4 separate regions of the Mus musculus genome follow, and all the other regions are linked to region 1. A link is a loop called in an ENCODE intact Hi-C map of the cell type or tissue named here. Cell type or tissue: left cerebral cortex. All regions are shown on one strand. Region 1 holds the start of Trpm3 (transient receptor potential cation channel, subfamily M, member 3). Region 2 has its middle 110 kb from the start of Trpm3. Region 3 overlaps Trpm3 (transient receptor potential cation channel, subfamily M, member 3). Region 4 overlaps Trpm3 (transient receptor potential cation channel, subfamily M, member 3).

What was found. Peaks named below come from ENCODE experiments on the same cell type or tissue, not always from the same donor. Only the 100,000 strongest peaks of a DNase experiment are listed, where the experiment ranks them.
Region 2: a loop joins it to region 1, with 9 times the contacts of the local background. A loop is called at or near these places in 2 of 42 quality-filtered maps.
Region 3: a loop joins it to region 1, with 2.4 times the contacts of the local background. A loop is called at or near these places in 2 of 42 quality-filtered maps.
Region 4: it touches region 1 in a loop (2.1-fold over the local background); 2 of 42 quality-filtered maps call a loop at or near these places.

What each region holds. Positions count from the first base shown.
Region 1 is chr19:22,446,938-22,451,937 of GRCm38, forward strand. It overlaps Trpm3 (transient receptor potential cation channel, subfamily M, member 3), which reads left to right and starts at 1,271. Exons shown (of 26, transcript NM_001362491.1): 1 at 1,271-1,522. The coding sequence starts at 1,346. It overlaps Gm27151 (predicted gene 27151), which reads right to left and starts at 1,645. Exons shown (of 3, transcript NR_168265.1): 1 at 1,041-1,645. In left cerebral cortex, a CTCF peak has its summit at 2,177; DNase peaks (open chromatin) are centred at 1,149, 1,545, 2,053 and 4,594; H3K4me3 peaks cover 1,921 bases; H3K27ac peaks cover 1,085 bases.
Region 2 is chr19:22,334,660-22,339,659 of GRCm38, forward strand. It overlaps a transcript of Trpm3 not described here. Among named protein-coding and RNA genes, the nearest start is that of Trpm3, 110 kb to the right of the region's middle. In left cerebral cortex, a CTCF peak has its summit at 2,952 (motif pointing right); a DNase peak (open chromatin) is centred at 2,981.
Region 3 is chr19:22,628,673-22,633,672 of GRCm38, forward strand. All of the region lies in intron 1 of Trpm3 (transient receptor potential cation channel, subfamily M, member 3), which reads left to right. Among named protein-coding and RNA genes, the nearest start is that of Mir204, 120 kb to the right of the region's middle. In left cerebral cortex, a CTCF peak has its summit at 2,838 (motif pointing left); DNase peaks (open chromatin) are centred at 416, 1,986, 2,162, 2,586 and 1 more place.
Region 4 is chr19:22,622,298-22,627,297 of GRCm38, forward strand. All of the region lies in intron 1 of Trpm3 (transient receptor potential cation channel, subfamily M, member 3), which reads left to right. Among named protein-coding and RNA genes, the nearest start is that of Mir204, 130 kb to the right of the region's middle. In left cerebral cortex, no CTCF peak of the experiment used is centred here; DNase peaks (open chromatin) are centred at 2,672 and 3,035.

The sequences.
Region 1 (5,000 bases):
TCTAACCCCTCTGGATTTTATCCCAGAATACACAGTAGTCTCAGGAGTGGAAAGGGGAGGGGTCTGTTACCCATTTCTTCTAGTTAATTAAAAATGAAAAATCTCTACAGTCACTGGAAAGGAAATAAGGTGGAAATTTTAAGTACCCCAGAAACACTTGAAGGGCAAGGGTGTGGGGAGTCTCCTGGGCAGAGTCTTTTGTCAGTGATACTACTAAACTTTAATGTCTGGGGAGAGTGGGTAGTTCAAATAAGAGGTGTGAAAGGGCCACCCCCAGCCCTAACCCAGCCCTCCTGAGCTTCCCTGCTTTAAGTGAAACTGGCCAAATTCTGCCTTTAAATGGAAAAGTTCCCTCATGTTCCCTTTCACCATGGGAGCTTTAAAAACTGTTGGCTCCAATGGAGCCACACTTTTGTAAAGCCTCCTTCAAAAATTATTGAGAAGAGGGGGACACTCAAGGAAACCATTTTTTGTGGACAGTACCCTGTAGGGCACTTTAAGGGTTAAAGTTTGTTGCAGAGAAGGTCTATCTTGTGGGAATATCCCCCAATATAGAAACAACTATTGTTGAAAGGGTAAGCCACAAACGTCTTCTTTTGCACAGCTTTCTGTGACAGGAGTAACTCCTTGTTCCCTGTGTGTGTATGTGCGAGTTTGACTAAGCCTCTGACCATCTATCATCTACATGGGGCTTGCTTGTATCAATCAGGGTGCAGACTGTCAATCATAGTTAATAAAAGACTTCAGAACACAGCAGGGATCTCCTTTTACTATAGATCCATTCTACGATAGCTCTCAATTTATTATGTCACACAAATCAAAAAGGAAGCATTTATCTTATCATTCAGAGGCATCCCTTCTCCCTCCCGGTGTCCTAGCCCCTCCCCCTGCGCCAGTTTCCAGCCCCTCAAAGATGCTTTGTGCAAAAAAGTATAAGTTCTCCTTCTGGGTTCATTTTTGTTCCTTTTTGCTCTCCTCCTGGCTCCCCCCCAAAACAAGAGAGCAAAGCAAATGGCCCGGGTTCCCCCCCAACGCCTGACCTGTGTTTGCAGAAGGAGAGCAGGAGAGGGAGCGCGCATTCTGGAGCAGGCTCCTCTGACTCCGACCACAGGCTGTTTTGTGCAGGCTGTCCCTCTCCTTCGAAATCAAGCATCCCCCTCCCCGAAGCAGCAGGCAGCGTGCCTCCATTCGGCCACATTTGGTATGCATGAGCACGGCTGCAGGAAGAGGGGAGGTGGCTTTCTTAAGAAGGTTCAGGGGCTCAGGAAACGCCACTTGACTAGACTCCCAAGTTCCAGGAAGCCTCTGCCCTAATGGAATTTGCAGGTGTGGAGATGACCATGGGATGCCAGGGCCGTGGGGGACCGTTTATTTTCTAGGCACTGCCCAGATTTGCAGTTTCTTGTCTTCCCGGTGGAATTTGGAAGGGGTCATGAATCAGACTGATGCTTCTCGACCCCTAAATTGGACCATCCGGAAGCTATGCCACGCAGCCTTTCTCCCATCTGTCAGACTTCTCAAGGTACTGTAACTTGCTGCTTTGAATGGCTCTTACTCTGCTTTTCAGGTTGAAACGCCCAACTTCGCACTTGGGCTGGGACGCCAGTTCTGGGGCGTGAGAATGCATGCAGTTCTGGCTTGTATTACCCATGGCTAGAGAGAGTTCCCAACACCCCTACCCCACCCCCACCCCCACGCAGCCTGGAGGATAGCCTGAGCCACACTAGGGAATTAGATACGGTCTCAGGGATGGGGCTACCTGTGCGCATCCCCACCTTTCTTAACCATTAGTCCGCCAAACAATGGATTCTCTTATTTGGAAGGATGAGAATAATAGTGGGCATGAAATCGCTTCCTCTTCTGCATTTGGCTCCAGAGCTCATTTTCTTTCCCTGGGGAAGCCCTTCGACCCACTTTCCCTTAAATGGAACCTGAGAGAACAAAGGATTCTCCTCCTTATTTTAAAAGCTCCCTGGCTAGGTGGTCAGTCAGGTAGAGACAAAGGAAGAATGGACCTTATCCCATAGTGACTTTTTAAAGGCACGGTCATTTCTATCTCTTGGTCACTGGACTGGAGTCAGTGTGGAAAAGTATTGTTTCGCATCCGTGGAAGGAAGCCGTATCTAGCTCTGAGTTACACAAAAGATTCCTACTACACCTGAGCTGCAGTTGCTAGTTGTGTCCACAGTGCTCCTGTTTCTGGAAGCAAATGTATTAAAGATGCTGAAAAAGTCCTCACAACTCCTTGGGAATCTACCTTCATCCTCTGCCTGACAGGGAAGGACACAAAGTGTGAAGGCGTGGAGGAGAAATATTGCTTAGAAAAGAAAAACGTGCTAACCTTTGGGGGTGGGGGTGGGAGAGCATAACGGAATGTTCCACATTAAAGTTTGCCAGGCAAGACAAGTCCTTAATTCTCCTTTTCCTATTATATATGATCTTCTGATTTAATTACTAGTGACCATAGAGGGAACTGGCTGCAACAGAGGAATGATGGATTAGCCCTGAATAAATCACTCCTTTTTTTTTGGGGGGGGGGGGGGAGGTGGTATTCTGGTTAGGTTTGATGTGGACAGATCAGATAATTCTAAATAGCTAAGTGGTGTCTCGTTACCAAATATGACCCATTGTCTGAGTTTCCCTGACCCTGTTAAACACAAACTGGTATTAACTTTCACAAAGTGTGCCCCCAAGTGCCCTTCAAACCTCATCTTATGGTTGTCATGGCAATGACTTGCTTCCTAAGGGATATTTGGAAAGGAGAACATTTGAGGGCATAGGGAGTGGTTGAAATTTCTACACTTATGGGTGTTTTTGCTGTATTGGAGCAACATGTGTAATGAAGCGTGAAAAAGAATGAGGCCAGAGGATTAACAAATGAATGTGAATTTCCCTCCAGATTTAGTAGTCAATCAAGACTAGGGAAAAGAATGTTTTGGCAAATTCACTATGACTAAAAAAGTGAAGTTTTGTGAGCCCATGTGTAATAAGAACTACCTTTTCAGTTAATGCTGTTCACTGGCTTGACCCCAAAGTGATGCTTTTTAACTCATCTTAACAGTTATATGTATATATTATTAATGCATTCTCAATGTATTATTAATTAGTGCTCATTTTTAAAAATAGAAACTGTTATTAATATACACTTCACAAAGCCAGGAGAGAAGTTTGTATTTGAGATAGATGACTTATTTTTAGAAGAACTCTGTCATCCTTTAAAATTGAACACACAAACACACAGACACATACAGAGACACACACACACACACATACAGAGAGAGAGAGAGAGAGAGAGAGAGAGAGAGAGACTATGGCCAGGAGACCAGAGCTTATGTTTTCATCTAACTTCACCCTTCCATTATTCCACTCACTAATGTGGTTCTTGATAACCCTCCATCTAATAAAGAACATTAGTAAGCCTCCTTTTGCTGATTGCAGGATCTGAAAGAGGGGATGCGTTTTATTAGAGAACTTTCTCCCTAAATGACATCTGTGCATTTGAGAGTGTAACTACCCCATGAGACTTTAGAGAGCAAGCACATTTCAAAATTGTACAAGGAAAATAAATGGATGCCACATCCTTTAAGCACTATTTAGGCACGAAGGTATTTGGAGGGTACCTGTGCTCACCACTACACCATCCAGCTGCTTTTGAATATGGGCAAACATGTCATCTACATGAACACCGTGGTGTGTGTTTCCCCCTCTGGGTGATTGGTGCCCCACTTTTGCTCTGTTTAGTACCTATGCATTCTCCCGCTGCTTGTGTCTTTCAAGTCAAAACTGAAAGCTCATGAGTAATAATTTGCATCTTTGGTAAGTGTTCTTCTTGTCTCAGGCTAAACATTAAATATTTAATAATGTTTTTCCTTGCAGTTGATTGCTTACTTTTTACTTTGTCATCTTTTTGACTTAGACTCCACTCCCCCTCCCAACCCCACTGTCATCACCATGTTAATTTGATGTATGGCTTATCTGAATATCCAGATGTAATGAAACCTTTGGCTTAACAAGGCCAATTCTCCCATTCAACAGGTAAATTTTGGTCCTCTTTCAACTGTCTTGAAGTTCTCTGCCCTCTCTGATGCCTTGGGACTTATCAGGAAATGCAGTGCGGGGCCTTACGGCCTGATTAGATTTAGCTAAACGCAGATCACTTCCAACAGTCTTGGTTCAAGCTGATTTCTCTTCTTATTCCTCTTCTTGAAAAGTGTATTGGGTATTTTTATTTATTTATTTTTGCTAACTTATTTTGATACTGTATGGATAGTCAGAAATGGCTTCACACACACACACAAATGTCCTGATAGAAATGGGTTTCTATTGAATAAGAGGGAGACAGCAGCCCTAACACATGAATAAACCCAGCAAGTGTTGGAATGGATGTATTATTCCTTCTGAAAACATGTCATTGTGTTGTTTTGTCCACCCCCAAAACAAATTTTGAACATGCCCACTGACTCTCACTCTGAATTTGGAGCTTCACTTGGAAATAACACTTGGAAATGAATGTCTGGATTGGAATAGGGTAATGATAGCCAAAAGGCGGTGCCTGCTTTGAAATGGACGCCTCACAGATGGGACCCTTTCCAGGCGACTTCTGCTCTGCCGGAGCTTGCTTCCTTCTTATGTAGTTCAAGACTTCATCGTACCATTAATCATACACACACACAAGTGAATTTAGTGCCAGTGACAGAATGTTCTTAGCATATTTCATATTCATTATCAGGTCTGTCTCTGCCATTGTTTTATTTAGGAGATTTTATTTTGGTAACTTGTGTTGAGTTTGAAGATTATTTTTAGAGCAAAAGGGTTTTCTTAGAAGTGAAGTTTTGGCAAGCTTTTTGAAGGGAAGGCTTCTGAAAAATGGGTTGCATTGGAGCAAAGGGAATAGCTATGTAGCCCTCTTTGAATAAAAACATTTATGCCAATTCATTAATGAAGAGAATATGATGCGTATAACTCTAAAGACTTTGGTCACTTTGCATTGAGGGAGGATG
Region 2 (5,000 bases), 110 kb before region 1:
GCTCTAGGTAGTTGGCTAGGTGTCCAGGACCAGGTGGGATTTCCCTCTCGTTGTTCAGGACTTTGGTCCAATGAGAGAGCTGCTGGTTACAAGACCATGAGTGCCTCCACTGCACTCGCATGTGGTTGTTTTGGGCAGAACACCTGGGTCAGAGCAGTGGTTGCTCCCCTTCCCTTGGAAACTTGCATGGCTCCTTCTGGTTCCATGAAAGCAAGTCCTCAGGAAAGAGGCCTTCAGGTTGAACCAGCTGAAATCCTCTGTGTACTGTTTCCAAAGTGTCTTCAGCATTAGGGTCTCAACTTCAGCCTCTGAAGGCAACCCAGGGCAGCAGCAATAGCCTAGATTTGGGGAACCTCTTGGACAACTGTGCCCAACAACTCAAAAGGGGGGGGGGTCCCTCACACCTGGTATTGGGATTTTACTAGGTAATTGATGATTCTTTCAGGGAGCATTATCAATCCAAATGAGAATTTTGTTTTATTCTGTATATGTATACACAGACATATATATTCTATGTAAATTTAGGTAGACACATAATAATATGATCCATCCTTTGAGTTTTTCAGAGAATTATTGTTACTTTATCATTCTTTGCCCTTTTTCTATACTTTTCTCCCTTTTCCCTCCCCAATCTAAGACTCCCTGTTTTTTCCTATTTTGCTCCTCAAATCCCTTGTTCCCTCCCATCCACTTCTTTATTTCTCATTTTCCTCCACCCCCATTGGAGCCTTTTACTTTCCTGGTTTCTGCAGGTACTCCTGGTTATGTACTAACCCTGAAGATTTAGGACTAGAAACTGCAGATGATCTAGAACATGTGGCATTTGTCCTGGGTCTGGACTACCTCACTCAGTAGGATCTTTCCTAACTCTGTCAATTTACCTGCAAATTTCATAATTTCATCTTTCTCTACAGCTGACTAGTATTCTGAGCTATACATTGACTGCATTTTCATTAGCCATTTGCTGGCTGATGGACAGTGAAATTCTTTATATTTCCCAGGTCTAGAAAGCAGCAGAGAGCATGGCTCAGCAAGCACCTGCAGAGTGTCAGGTCCTTGGGGCATACGCCAAAGAGTAGCATAGCTCGATCGGTAATTTCATTTTTAGCTTTTGGAGGATTCTCCACACTGGCTTCCACAGTGGCTGCACCACTTTGTGATCCCACCAGCAGTGAATGAAGGCGCCCGTTGTGCATCCCCCTCAGGCGTTTGTAGTCAGTGCTTCTGCAGATCTTGGCCCTTCTGCTAAGATGCAATAGAATCTCAAATGTGTTGTGATTTGCATTTCCCTATTTACTAGGGACCATGAATGTGTTTTGAGGTGGTTGTGTGTGTGTGTGTGTGTGTGTGTGTGTGTGTGTGCTTTGTTTTGTTTTGTTTTGTTTGCTATTTTGTTATCTTAGTTTGATAACTCTCTGCTCAGGTCCTAAGCCCATTTTATGAATGGGCCATTCTCTTGTTGTTGTTGGACTCTTTGTTTTTTGAATTCTTTACATATTATTAACTTCCTTATTAACATTCTGTTAAATGTGTAACTGGCAAAGATGTTCTCTCATTCCGTGGGCTTTCTCTCTACACAATCATTTCTTTAGCTGTGCAGAGGTTTTTCAGTTTTATGAGGTCTCATTTGTCAATTGTTGGCCTCAATTCATGTGCAAGTGGAGTCCTGTTCAGAAAGTCCTTTCCTACTCAAACCATGTGGGACACTGCCTATACCATGTAGGTCACTGCCTATAACATGTGTTGCAGTGCCTATATCATGTGTTGCACTGCCTATACTCTGTGGGGTCTTGCCTGTACCATGTGGGGTCCTGCCTATACCATGTGTGGCACTGCCTATACCCGGTGGGGTCCTGATTATACCCTGTGGGTTCCTGCCTATACCATGTGGGGTCCTGCCTATACCTTATGCGGTACTGCCCATGTTTTCCTTCCATCAGTTTTCACAGTTTAGGTTTCACATTCAGGCCGTCCATCCATTTGGAGTTGGTTTTTGTGCAAGGTGATAGAAATGAGTCTGCTGTAGCCAACATAGCTCCATGAGCTAAGCGGGGTGATGAAGGAATGAAGAGACATATACAAAGGCTTGGATCTGTACACTCTGCTGGGGAAACCTCGGCGCTTTGGAAGTTCACTGGGTTTACTGAAGACAGTTCAACCTTGAACAGGAGGCACAGTTACTGCAAAACACTAACAGAGACACAGGTTTAGCTAATCTGTAGGAGTTATCTCAGTGTGGGAGCAGTCATCGGGCCATAAACATCTGGGAGAGAAAGCTAAGGTGGACATTTAATACTTCAGTCCCATGGGAATGTGTGCGTGTGACAAAGCCATGGTCCTGTCTGTTGATATACATTTACCCAGGACATAACTGGTCTTCTACATTTGGACATCCAAGCCAAGAACTTAATGACACGGACTAAGACTGTTCTGTTCATTATGGTCTGTTAAGTGTCCGGACAGTTACCCAATTCAAAAAATAGCTTCAGTAACATTTTTGAAGGTAGAAATAAACGAGCTAATCTATTACAGGATTGCTCAGCTCTGATTTGGGTTAAAAATAACAAACAAAACAAAACATTAGATTGCTGATAGATGTGGAAAGGAAAAGTAAATATTTGGTGATTTCATTGTAAAATATATAGTATAAGGTTAAATATCTTCCTATTTTGATCTTTTTACATAAGAGATTTACCAAATTATTTCTTAAGCTAGATAAACTGTTTTCCAAGCTGTTTTTTTTCCTATGGAATGTGACTGATTGTGCATTGCTAGAACTGCCTATGATTCTGCCATCACTTTAAGCTTTATTATAAAAGTTAATACTTTTTACTCTGTTAATGGCAATGAGGACCTTTCGAGCCTTAAATTAATGACCACATGAAACAAATACTTGATTGTTAACACTGAAGTCTAAAAATAATCCCCCACTGTAGCCACCAGATGGCAGTGTCCAATAAATCCCCTCCTCCGTTGAGGAATTCTTTCATCAGCCACTTGATGGCATTGCTCCATTGTTTTCAAAAGCAAGCGACTCCTGGTTTTCTTCTAGGTCCCTGTCTTCATTGTGTTCTATTCTGCAGTTGTCCTTGTCTCATGGCAGCCTTCTACCCCCGCCCCCAAACCCAATTCCAGTTATGTATAATGTTTTTAATGAGATGATGTTCGGACCAACTCATGGAAGCATATTAATCATGATTTTTTTCATTCTAATTAAGCTATATTTTTAGACCAAAAGAAAAAGTCTATGTTTAAAGAAAATAAAAGTCTATGTAAAAGTCTTTAAAGTCAATGAAAAGACTGTATGGATATATAGTAATAAAATATTTATTGGGGGTGGATATGTGTGATGTCTTTCTCTTAAGGCTTTATTGTTAGTTTTTTAAGTAGCATCATGTTGTTGGATTATATTATAATTTCACATAGGGGACCTTCAAATTGTATTAGCTGTAGTAAAACACATGGCTGTTTATACTTTCACTGTTTATCACTTTTAAAGATTCTCGGGGAATACATCTACAATCACATTAGTGCTCCCAAGTAATTGATAATTTGGAATGATTGGAATAATGCAGGCGAATTAGTGTTTTACAATTGGTTTTGTACTTCTTAAGAGAGTCGTAACTTCTCTTCTGAGTTTACTGGTATCCTCACTAGCTTACTTTGATCCTATTCAAATTTGGGGTGGGCACTTATAAGAGAAAGGTTTAAGTGATTGTACCTTTAGGTATTGTTCTTTCAGAGTGTGCAGAAAGTGTTCCCGGTGAGCTAGCCTGGGATTGCTCAGCCTGGGAAGCAAGCAACTGCTGAGAGAGCTTTCAAGTCAGAGAATTCATTCCGCATGGGGTACTGCTTTTAGCACCTTCTGTAAGGCAGCAAGTCATAGATGGCTTAAAACCCATTAGAGACGAGCTGTTCTGAGTTACGTCTACTTTCCTGTGGGAGAAACTTTTAACACAATATTTTAAATCTATTCTTTGGGAATTTCATACATGGAGACATTGTATTCTGATTATATCCAGTGTGCCCCCTCAAACTTCCCCTGGCCCACCCCAACCTCTCCTCTTCCCAGGTATAACCTGAAATCAAATCAGTGCTACCTGTATGTGGGTGGGTGGATGGGTCATCCACTGTGGCATGGGCACCCTACCAGTGCACACATTCCCAAAGGAAAAGGATTCCTTCCCTCCCAGAAACCACTGACTACAAATAGCTACTCAGCAGAGGAGGTGAGAGGTACCTGTGAGCCCCTCCTTCATCCATCCTTGCATGAATTCTTTATCTGTAGAGCCTCAAGTGGTTTTTCTTTGTAATTTTTTTTTTTTTTTTTTTTTTTTTTTGGCTAAGGCATTCTTTCAAAGCTTCTGCTTTCAAAACGCACCAAGTGTGTGCTTAAAATCTTGAGAGTCCTTCCAAAATGTCAATCCTTGGGAGGCTCGCCGCCACGGCAGGCTTTTTAAGTGTGTGGCAGTAACTGGGCGTAACATGTGACTGACACGACAAGGCTCTCTGTGAGTGTTAAGGTTGAATGGGAAAGTCAAGATGACAGTATAGAACCAAGTCATGGTTGGCTGGAAAGCAGGCTTGATATTACCTCGCTGCACCTTTGAATCAGTTAAGATCGGATTCTGGCAAACAACAGTGTAAAGAAACAAATGCTCAGCTAATTAGAATGCAAAGGGATGAGGGGATGAGGTGACATCGGATGGTCACAGGTTGGTTAGCACACAAGCTAAGGACTAACCTTTCTGACTTCCCCTTCTACCTTCCCATCTGTTAGCTCTGTCCTCCGGCTTGTCTCTTCATGGCCACTAGTTCATTTTGTGTGTCTAGCAGTTGTGCTTAGATACTAGACTGTCCAAAAGAATAAAAGACATCTAACTCCACCCAAAGGCCCCAGAAGTAAACACCCTCTGTTCCCTTTGCCTGGCGTTGCTTGGATACTCATTTCTGGGTCACACAGTGGTGGGGTAATTTGATTTCCATCAGAGCCTGAACTC
Region 3 (5,000 bases), 180 kb after region 1:
CTGCGCCCAAGCAGAACATGCATTGATTTAGAAATAAGAAATGTCTCAAGAACACTCCTAATTTTAAATGTATGTATATATATCATATGATATATATATACATACATATATATATATGATAGAGAGAGAGAGAGAGAGAGAGAGAGAGAGAGAGAGAGAGAGAGAGAGAGAGAGAGAGAGATAGAGATATCACTCGTAAGTGGGTTAGAAACTCTTCACTGGTAAAAAAAACGAGAAAGTTGCAACAAAGTGGAACATGGGCAGGAAACAGCCTGAGCCACTGAGAAATGGCCTTGTCCAACAGGGAAGGGAGACCCAAGTTGATTATTCCTGCCCGATAGTTTTCTCATAAATCACACCGCTGGCAGGACAGGTGGCTGTGTCTTTGCCAACTCTCTCCTTTGTAGGAAATGGGACACCCTCCACAGTGCCAAGACCCAACAAACATACTTCAGGAACACAGAACAATGTTCAAAAAGACCTTGTAAATAGCAGAGACCTGTAAAGGACCTACTGGAAACAGGCAGTCTGAGAAAGTGTATAGTGTGCTTACTTTCTGCTTTTGCTCCACAAGAAAGCTTAGTTTTCTAACTTAAGTTGCTTTTCTAAGTAATGAAGTTGACTTGGAAGGCAACAATGTCCTTAAGTCTGCCTGGGGTGTTTAAACTATTTTACTGTTTCTTAGGCAATGCTGTGACTAGCATTTGTTGGCATCACTCAACTCACATCTGACTGTGTCTTATCCATGCTTTGATGTATTTTTATCTCCTACATACAGAGTATGATCATATGAAAGTAAATTTGATTACCTACAAAAATGTAGGGAGATGCAGTCTCTTAAGCTTACACATAAAATAACTTTTCTCGGGTTCTCTTGGCTTCCCTTGAAAAGAGAACCGAGTGCAATGAATTCTCAGATACAATGTGATGATAAATGGGAAAGCATTTCTGTATGCCGATAATAAACTATGGTATGAGACCCTGACAAATATGACTGAGCCCTTCAACTGTGACGGTCATGGAGATTTCTCACACCAGCTTTCACATGACTGGCAATGGAGTCCCCTTAGAGCTGGTTCATTTTCACCTTTAAGCTGAAAACTTTGTGATTGAATCTATTGCCTGACAAGGGAACCATTGTCAGCAAAGGTTTTCTCTGACTGTAAGTCTTAGCTGATATATTTTGCCACATGAACATTTATGATCTCAAATCTATAAAGTCACTGATAGCTTTAAAAAAAATTTAGTTTCAAAATGTCTACCCTAAGCATCCCCGGGAGTAAAACCAATCACCAGATGTGATGTACTTCAAGGAGCAAAACAAAACAAAACAAAATCCATCAGATGGAGCTGATGTGGAGATGAGCAAGTTAGGTATCTAAAGGCAATGCCTGCTGGTTTACACATGATTCGATTTGTTAAGTTCTAGCATTAAAGGCCAAAACTGGAGTATAGGTTAAGAAAGATAATGATCTCTGTATTTCCTTAAAGCAGGAGTTAGCTTACATAAGTTGTGACTTGTTTTTGAGATGTCATTAGATACCAAGGGATCTCAAATAGAATGTTAACGCTTCTCGCCCTGCCTCTATTCAAATGCCCAGCAAGGGAGACTCTACCTTTGTGATTTTTTTTTTTAAAAAAACAAGTCCATGTACAATCATGTGTATGTGTGTGAAATAAAAGGGGCTCATATATTTAGTATTACCAGGTTATATAAAAATAGTCCATAATTGGGTTAATCCAGAAATGTTTAGAAATAATTGAGAAATACTGTTTTGTCCTGCTTTGGACTTCGGCATTCCTTACTTAGATAATTTGTAATATATGTTTGTTTCTTTGACTAACATGTAACAACATATCCATCATATTCCAAAGTTGGAGTAGAAATTACTATAGCTCATTGCCTTGGCAACCAACTGCCAGTAGGCTGTGTACTGTGTTTGCTCTTCTGAAACTTGGATGGATTTTCTCTGTGGATTTGGTAACTGGTGTTTGGGATGTGCCGACTGTGGGCTGAATTTTAAGGGTGGTCTGTTTTCTGTTTGTTTGGATTTGTTCTTTTCCTTTTCTAAGAGGACTCTTTTCTTCCCTGGTCATGAATAGAAGACAAGGTACCTCATTGAAATCGAATCCTCACCCGGACTGACACTGTTCTCAGGAAGGTTAGACTGGCCTACTTTCCTCATTGTAAACACTGCCTCAACAAAGCAAAGAGTTCTTCTGAGCCCCAGCTGTGTTAAAGAGGACTTGCAACCCATGTGGACAAGAAGAACTGATCTCTGCTCCTGCTGGCCAAAAGGAGCTCTTACACCTCTTCCTCTAGCCAAACAGCAAATTGTTTGGCAAAATCAGTAACTTCTAACACCCGCCATTTAATTCATGACCTAGGAATACTCACGATTTGTAGGCATCTGCCCTAAGAACAATATGAAACCCTATCACGATTCACGGTCTTCTGTAACTGACCCTGTTCAACTCCCATCTCAGAGTTTCACAGCGTCCCCAAACCATTTTCTCCTATGCTACTAGGAAATAAGTTAAGTCACTAGGAAAGAAGTTAAATTTAATCCATCATTGCTGTGGGGAGGTGATTCATCATTTGGTTGCCCTCGGTACTTTTCAAACACGTTGTTTTCATCAATCTGAGCAGACTGGTTTTATGTTTGAGGTACGCCGTCTCATTTTTCCCATTCGATTTGGGGCCTGTGAGCAATTTCAATACTAGCAAAGCGCAAAGTAGACTTCATTAAAGACCCTTGAGCAGCCCTGCACAATCAATCAAAAGTTATAATTTGCAGTGAAGTAAGTTTAAACATTGGAAAAACAGCACCATCTGCTGGAGAGGCGCAGGCAGGGAAATATGTTTGTGTAGTAAACCTGGGGGCCCAAGCTCTTTGCTACCTGTGTATGTGTCATGTGAAGGCATTGTGGTCACTTTAGTGACAATAAGGTAGGTTCCGCTCACAGGACAGGGAAATTTGCCAAGCCCTGTTCTTGCTCTATCTTCATAGACATAAGCCTTGAGAAATCACTTTGTAGACTAAGTGGTCAAGATGTATTTATTAGAACAAGATGAACATGGTTGGGTACCTCACACCTTCAGCTAGGAGAGGGGAGGTCAAAGACTCAAGATCACACACAGGCTATAAGATGCAATGGTGATGTCAGCATCTCAGCCTTCGACTCAGGTACACAGGAGAGCAGGCATCAGGGTCCTCAAGCTGCCCAACCTCATGGCGAAAGTTATGGAGTGAGAAGAGAAGGTGCTCATTTCATTTGAATCAATAATTGTAGTTCTAGGAAGCCACCTAAAGACGAGTCTGAGAGAAATAGAAACAGGAATGTTCATTTCAACGTTACTTCAGATGCTGAGGAAGTGGGGCTGGCAATCATTAGTGAGGAACAGTTAAATCATGCGCTAGATGCTCCTGCTGCATTAAGTGTCACATTTTGAAAAATAATGATGTGGGAAAATCGTACCATCTTAGTAAGGTTTATGAAAAATGCTGATAATCAGTGTAATTATGGCTTGGGGAGGGGGAGAATCAAACAAGGAAAAGAGATAGTGATGACCACAGAATGAACTGTTCACAGTGTTGACCTGGGGCTCTGTAATTCTCTGCTGTATCTATGGGGCTGGGCTGTGCATCTGAGCAGGACTTGACACAACCTCTACATCTGCCCACTAAATGCCATGGTCATCTTTTTATCCAGATGTGACAACCCAAAAATGTCTCCAGACCTTACCAAACATCTAGGGGCAAAAATCATCTCACTGGTTGAAAGGAGACGCATAAAGGCAGAGACTTTAGTTATATCTAATATGTTGATTACAGGAATCAATGCAGGCCTTTGGAGGGGAGCAACTAACTAGTTCCCAGTGTCTTTTATAGTGGAAATCCTTAGGATGTTGCTCTGACATGTGGCAAGAAAAACTCAAAGGAGATACACGCCTCTGTACAGGTAGAACAAAGATTTTATTTATGACAGATGTCCTTAGGGACCTACAATCCCTTCCTTTTGTGCTAAGATTTTAACTTCATGTCCATTTCACAGTGAGAAAGACTTGGTTCTCATTATTCACAGGAAAGGATATGTGGCACTGTTGACCTTCGGCATTTGCTCTACTTTCCATAATTTCCTACAAGTAACACAGGCTGATTTGTTATTAGAAACTATTAAATGTCATTAATAAGCCCTAGGAACAGGTGAGTAAGTAGGCACCCAGTCCTGGCTGCTGTTAGTCTCATGTGGGCGCCACAACCTTCACAGTCTCTACCCCCTTCCAGAGTCTTCTTAAGACGAAGCCTGTGCCATTGTAGGAGTGCGTGTGACCATGAAAAAAAGGCAGAAAGTGCTGTGAAGACGTACTGCTATTTTAACAAACATTTCCTTCAGGTTTCCCAGGCTCCTTTTTTCATCATCTTAAGTTGGTTCAAATTCATAATCAAGAAATTCCAGCAAAGTCAAACAACCTACAACATCCACCCTATTGTCCATAGACAGGCACCGTAGTTTATCATTTGTAGAAATATTTTTTTCTACTTGTGCATAGTTTTCTTTTAAAGGAGTGGGCTGTTTTTGCTTTGTTTTTTTTTTTCAAATGTGAGATTCTACTTCCCCCAAATTTTCTTCAGACAAAGAACCACACAGCTGTTTCTCCAATGTCTCCATTTGATTTGTATGTTCAGTTTATTAAACTAGTAAGACTTAATAAAGTCTCAGCACAGAGAGTTATGGACCCAAATGTCAGAAGCCCAGGTTGAGACCCCTATTTTCAAACTCACTTTCAGCATTTAGCAGCACCTCAGAAGGGCAAAATGTCCTAAAAAAAAACAAAACCCTCACACTTTCTCCAGTCACTTCAAGATCATAAGGCACTCTATGTCTGCTCTCATGAAGAAAATCTTCCAACAATCCTAGGGACATCTGATCAAGTATGGGAGCTATAAACCTATTCAGAAGGGACATTTCCCATCATGAGATTCAGACCTAATAGA
Region 4 (5,000 bases), 180 kb after region 1:
GGGCCAATTAGCTGTAAGTGTTATAGCTCTGAAGGGAAGGGTCTCCACAACGGAAGAGTTGCAGCTCTCAAAAGAAAAGTATCCTGGCCGTCTGCAGCCAAGGAATACCATAAAGTCATATGGAGTGCGCACGCGCGCACACACACACACACACACACACACACACACACACATCAAAACATAACATATAACATATTATTGGGAAAGACACAAGAGAGTGAGTGCCTCTCCTCAGCCAAGAAGCAGCAAAGAACTGAGCAGGAGGCAGGCTCTATATAGGGTTTCTTGGGAGCAGAGTTTTCCAGAGTGGGGATTAGTGAGATTTTAAGTCCTGAGCCTAAGGATTGGTGGGTTTTCAAGCTCAGGGATTGGTAGATTTTCAAAATCCATAAAGTGAGCTCAGGCTTTTACCGTACGCCAGTGATTCATAATGTTACAGTCTTTCAATAAATTTCCTCATGTTGTGGTGACCCCCAACCATAAAATTATTTTCATTGCTACTTCATAACTGTAATTTTGCTACTGCTATGAATTATAAACATCTGCATTTTCCTATGGTCTTAGGTGACCCATGTGAAAGGGTCCATTAATCTCCAAAGACATCATGACCCAAGGTTGGGAATCACTGCCCTACATTAACTATCACTTCCTGGTAGATTGAATTCAGACAATGTCTTGGGCTTGGCACACATATGCAGAATAAGTCTAGATCAGATCACAGTGATGAGCACTATGCCTTAAGAGTAAAGCATCCACGTGGGTAACTTTCTTAGCCTTCCACTACCACCCTAAACCCTGCCTTAGTTTGACTCTACTCTCTTTTTCTTTCTACCACAGGAATACCCTCCGTTTTATCCAAGTCCAGTCCTGTCCCTGGGTTATAAATCCTACCCTTTCATCCTGCTCAGAAATCAAAGGCTATGGACTATGCATTTCCTTTCACTCCTCCATCTCTACTTCTTTCTTAACTCTAGTCCTTTTCTTTGGTGCTTAGTGTCCAACTTCACTCAGAGTCAAAAAAAAAAAAACTATTAAAAGAAACGTGAGTTACTGAGGGACATGCCTCTTCTGCTTTTACCCTGGCCAAGTCTATTTTCTACGGCTGTAACAGAAAGTTCACAAGACTGGATAACATATAGAAAACACAGGTTCCCTGTCGTTCATAGTTCTAGAAGCCACAAGGTTCAAGATTGGACCTTTGTATCTGCTTGGCCTCAAATGAAGTCCAGATGCTTTTTCAGCGCGTGGTGGAAAGCTGAGGAGGGCGAGGGTATGTTCTCTCAGAAGAGAAGGAAGGGGGCTGTGCTTCTAGGGCAGCTAGCCTAATCCCCTGAGTACATTTAATAGGCCTCCTTCATCCCTTCAATCTTAACACATCCCATTCCATCCCACATCTCATTACTACCTCATGGAGGAATTGAGCCTTGTTTCCCTGAGTAAAAACCAAATTCAAAACATAGCAACCTCTTTCTGCCTTTTGCTTTGTAAGAGAACTTTAGATTCTTGACAACTCTTGGTCTCTTTCTCTTTCTCTGCCTTGTCTTTCTCTTCCCGAAAGCCTTTCTGACTGGCTCCTCTAGCCTTCATAGATAACATTTAGCCTGAACCTTGTGTCACTGATCTTTGCCTCTCCCCGTCAATGCTTCCTTCTATTTTCTAAAACCTCTTGGCTTCCTTTCTATCTTTTCAAGACACCAAACTTCCTTCTAAGAACAACTATTAAATGCTAGAATTTTAAGTCCCCACCTAGTCACAGCCCCTCTTCTATGTGTACCCTTTATTCTAGCTGTAGCTCCACTCACAGGCACCAACAATTCACGTCCTATGTGTAAACCAATGATCACCCAATTTATCTCTTGTGTGTTTCCATGCCCTACACCCAACTGTCTAGTAAATATATCCACTCTAATGCCTCAAATGATTGGCAAGTGTAGTGAGCATAGAATGGTGCAGCCAAATCTGTCTCTCCCAGCTTTATCTGTCTCAGTGCCTGGAGTGATACTCACCCTGATGGTTATAGAAGAATCTCTCCTTCACCAAACTACTTTCCCCTTTGTGCCTCACATGTCGAGACAAGCACATCCTTATCTGACCTCTGAAATATATCTAAAATCCATTGACTTCTCCATATCTCTTCTTTTATCTATCTGAACTAAGGTATGTCTTGGCTACTTAGGGCTCCTCAGAGTTAAATGATCTTCTTATCTTTCCCATGATATTATGTGTAATACTACTATTACTACTCTCTATGGCCCCAGTGTGACACAGTCATCTTCTGGTACCAGAACACCTGCAGAAGCATCATGTAGTTCAGTTCAAAGACGATAAGCGATGACCATAAGGCCCTGCATGTCTGGCTTCTGTCTCTATTAAATCAGCTTGGCTTCTTTGAGGATTGTGTTACTTCTTTCTATAGGACCTTTGTACTAATCTTTATGACTGATCTATTGATCTTTTGGGTGATTTTTTTCTCTTCATATCTACCTTTTAAAATCTTGTGTCAGTCTAGTTCGCAGACCTTGTGTGAATTTTCTGCAGCCACCTTTCCTTTACTTACAACATTTTACCTAGACTTTTCATTACACATCCAAGGGTATGAGTGTGCTATCTATCTGTCTACACTGTGAGTCTGCAAGCTCAACACAGTCAGGAAATATGAGGTCTTTCCAATGACTGCTGCAAGGCCCTGAGTGCAGAGACAGAGACACTCAATAAACACTTCAGAAGGGCAAACAGAGAAGCAGGCAGGCTAGAAGGAATTAGAACATATGTATACAAGCTCTTTCTCATTCTCTTTCACTTTATGCCCTTCACAATTGGTCTAAAAAAAAGACAGTGGTCTCTGAAAGAGAGTTAGCCCTCATGAAATGATAAGATGGGAAGAGAGTTAAAGCAACCAGTGCTTGCAACCCTGGGTTCGTCTGTTTTATCCAGACCTAATCTAAAAATCACCAGATGGTATTTTTTTTCTGCCAATTTCTCCTGTTCTCCTTCCATACCATCACGAGTGTTCAGGGAGATGTAACAGCTGTGCTTTTTTCTTGTCATTCTTGCATCTGCCTGAGGCTCAGCACATATTGATACTCTTATACATTTGAAGAAAGATGGAACACTCACCAAGTATCCTAAACATGTAGTTTAGGGCAACCAAGGGAAACAGCATTGGCAACTGCATGTTAATGAAGCAAGAGAAATCTAGGGTCATACTATGCTGATGTGTCCCTCTCATCTGATCATAGTCGCTAAGGAGGCTCAGGCCTGGTTAGTACTTAGAAGAAGTAAGAGAAATCAAAGAATTCAATTGTTTGGTTGCATAATTCCCTAGGACTGAGCTTACAAAGAGAACTTTAGGCATGTGCTTATTATTCCTGCAATATACATCTGTGGTAGGCAAACTTTAAGACTGATTATGAAACTTTGACTTTAAAGTTTTCTACCAGTACAAATGATATGGGTGAAATATTTAAAAAGCTGTCATTTAGAGAGAAGACCATTTCTCTAGGAATCTCATTTTTCCAGTTTTCCCTCATCATTCTTCTATGCTTCAAGAGAATAATGGTGTAGAGAACAAAGGTCGGGGACAGTGATCAATCCCTTTCTTTTTCACATGAAATGTTTTCTTCAAACTTCACTCTATTGCTCTCCTCCCCCCCCCCGCCCCATTTTTGTTTGTTTGTTTGGTTGGTTGTTTGGTTGTTTGGTTTGGTTTTTGGTTTTTGGTTTTTTGAGGTTGCAGGATCTTTGTGTCTAACCAGTTCAGCGACCCAGAGCTCACATTTCTGAAGTGATTCAGACATTGTAACTGTGGAGATATTTTCCTTGAGAAGCCTCTGAGCACACTGTTGTTAAATGTACTTTTCCACTGCATATTTTGATTATTGTTTCTAAAATGCATTCAGAAAACAGGAAGGCACTTTGGTGCTTTCTCTAAATGCAGGTCATATATTTCAATTCAGACCAATACATGTAAACGAACTTACTACTGGGACCATCCCATAGTGCCAGAAACTTATGGATCACGAGAATCTATCAAGTCTGAAAGCTGTCCAAAGTGCCACTGATGACTGTGACTCTTAAATACCTCACAATGGTAAGAGTGAAAGTCCCATAATCTTTCAAAACCAAAAAGTCACTTTGGGGAAGACAATATTTTGCTCCTCTAAGCAATGCATGGCTTGTATGTCCATGTCAGGCCCTCTGTGTATGAACTCATCTGCACTTTTACCCTTGAACAAGTACATTGAGCAAACAGGAGTACGTGCACTGTTCACATTTTTCCCTCAACTGCTTTCTTTTACTCTGGTTTTCTTGGTTTTTTTCAAGCCCACATCTTAACAAAACAGTCTGGAACAAGGCTTTGCTTGTGTTGAGTAGATTTCTTAGAAACTGACCTTGCCTTTCCTGAACTGTGTGAGGCTATAACTTGAGATTGAAGATACTTGCATATAGGTCACTTAGCGTTACAAGCACACAGAGCCACACAGTTGGATTCTAGGGCATCAACTACTGTTTAAGAATTCAACAATTTACAACATAACACCTCCGTAATAGAACATTAATGAAGCTTTGTAGTACTCATCTCCGTCCTTAACAGAAAGGATAGATTTAATTATTTGTAAGCGTTAATATTAATATACAATGATGTCAATGCTAAGATTTAGATGTGTGAAATAGCAATAGGGGTATAACTTCATGGCAATACTTACCTAACACACAATGTCCTGAGTTTAACTCCTAGTACTGCAGTCAATGTGAACGAATGAATGAATGAATGAATGAGTAAATGAACAGATGAATGGAAGAAAGAAGATAGAATAGATAAAAAATATGCATGTTTGACTTTGGTGCGTGTAGGGTGTATGTGTCCATGGGGTTGAACCTAGGACCTATCAAATACTAGAAAAGCATCCCACCATTGGTTTATCAAGTGACTTTGGCTCCAAAGACCTGAATAGCTGTGTGGAAGAATCATGCAGTTGTTCATATGCCTGTGACTTTGC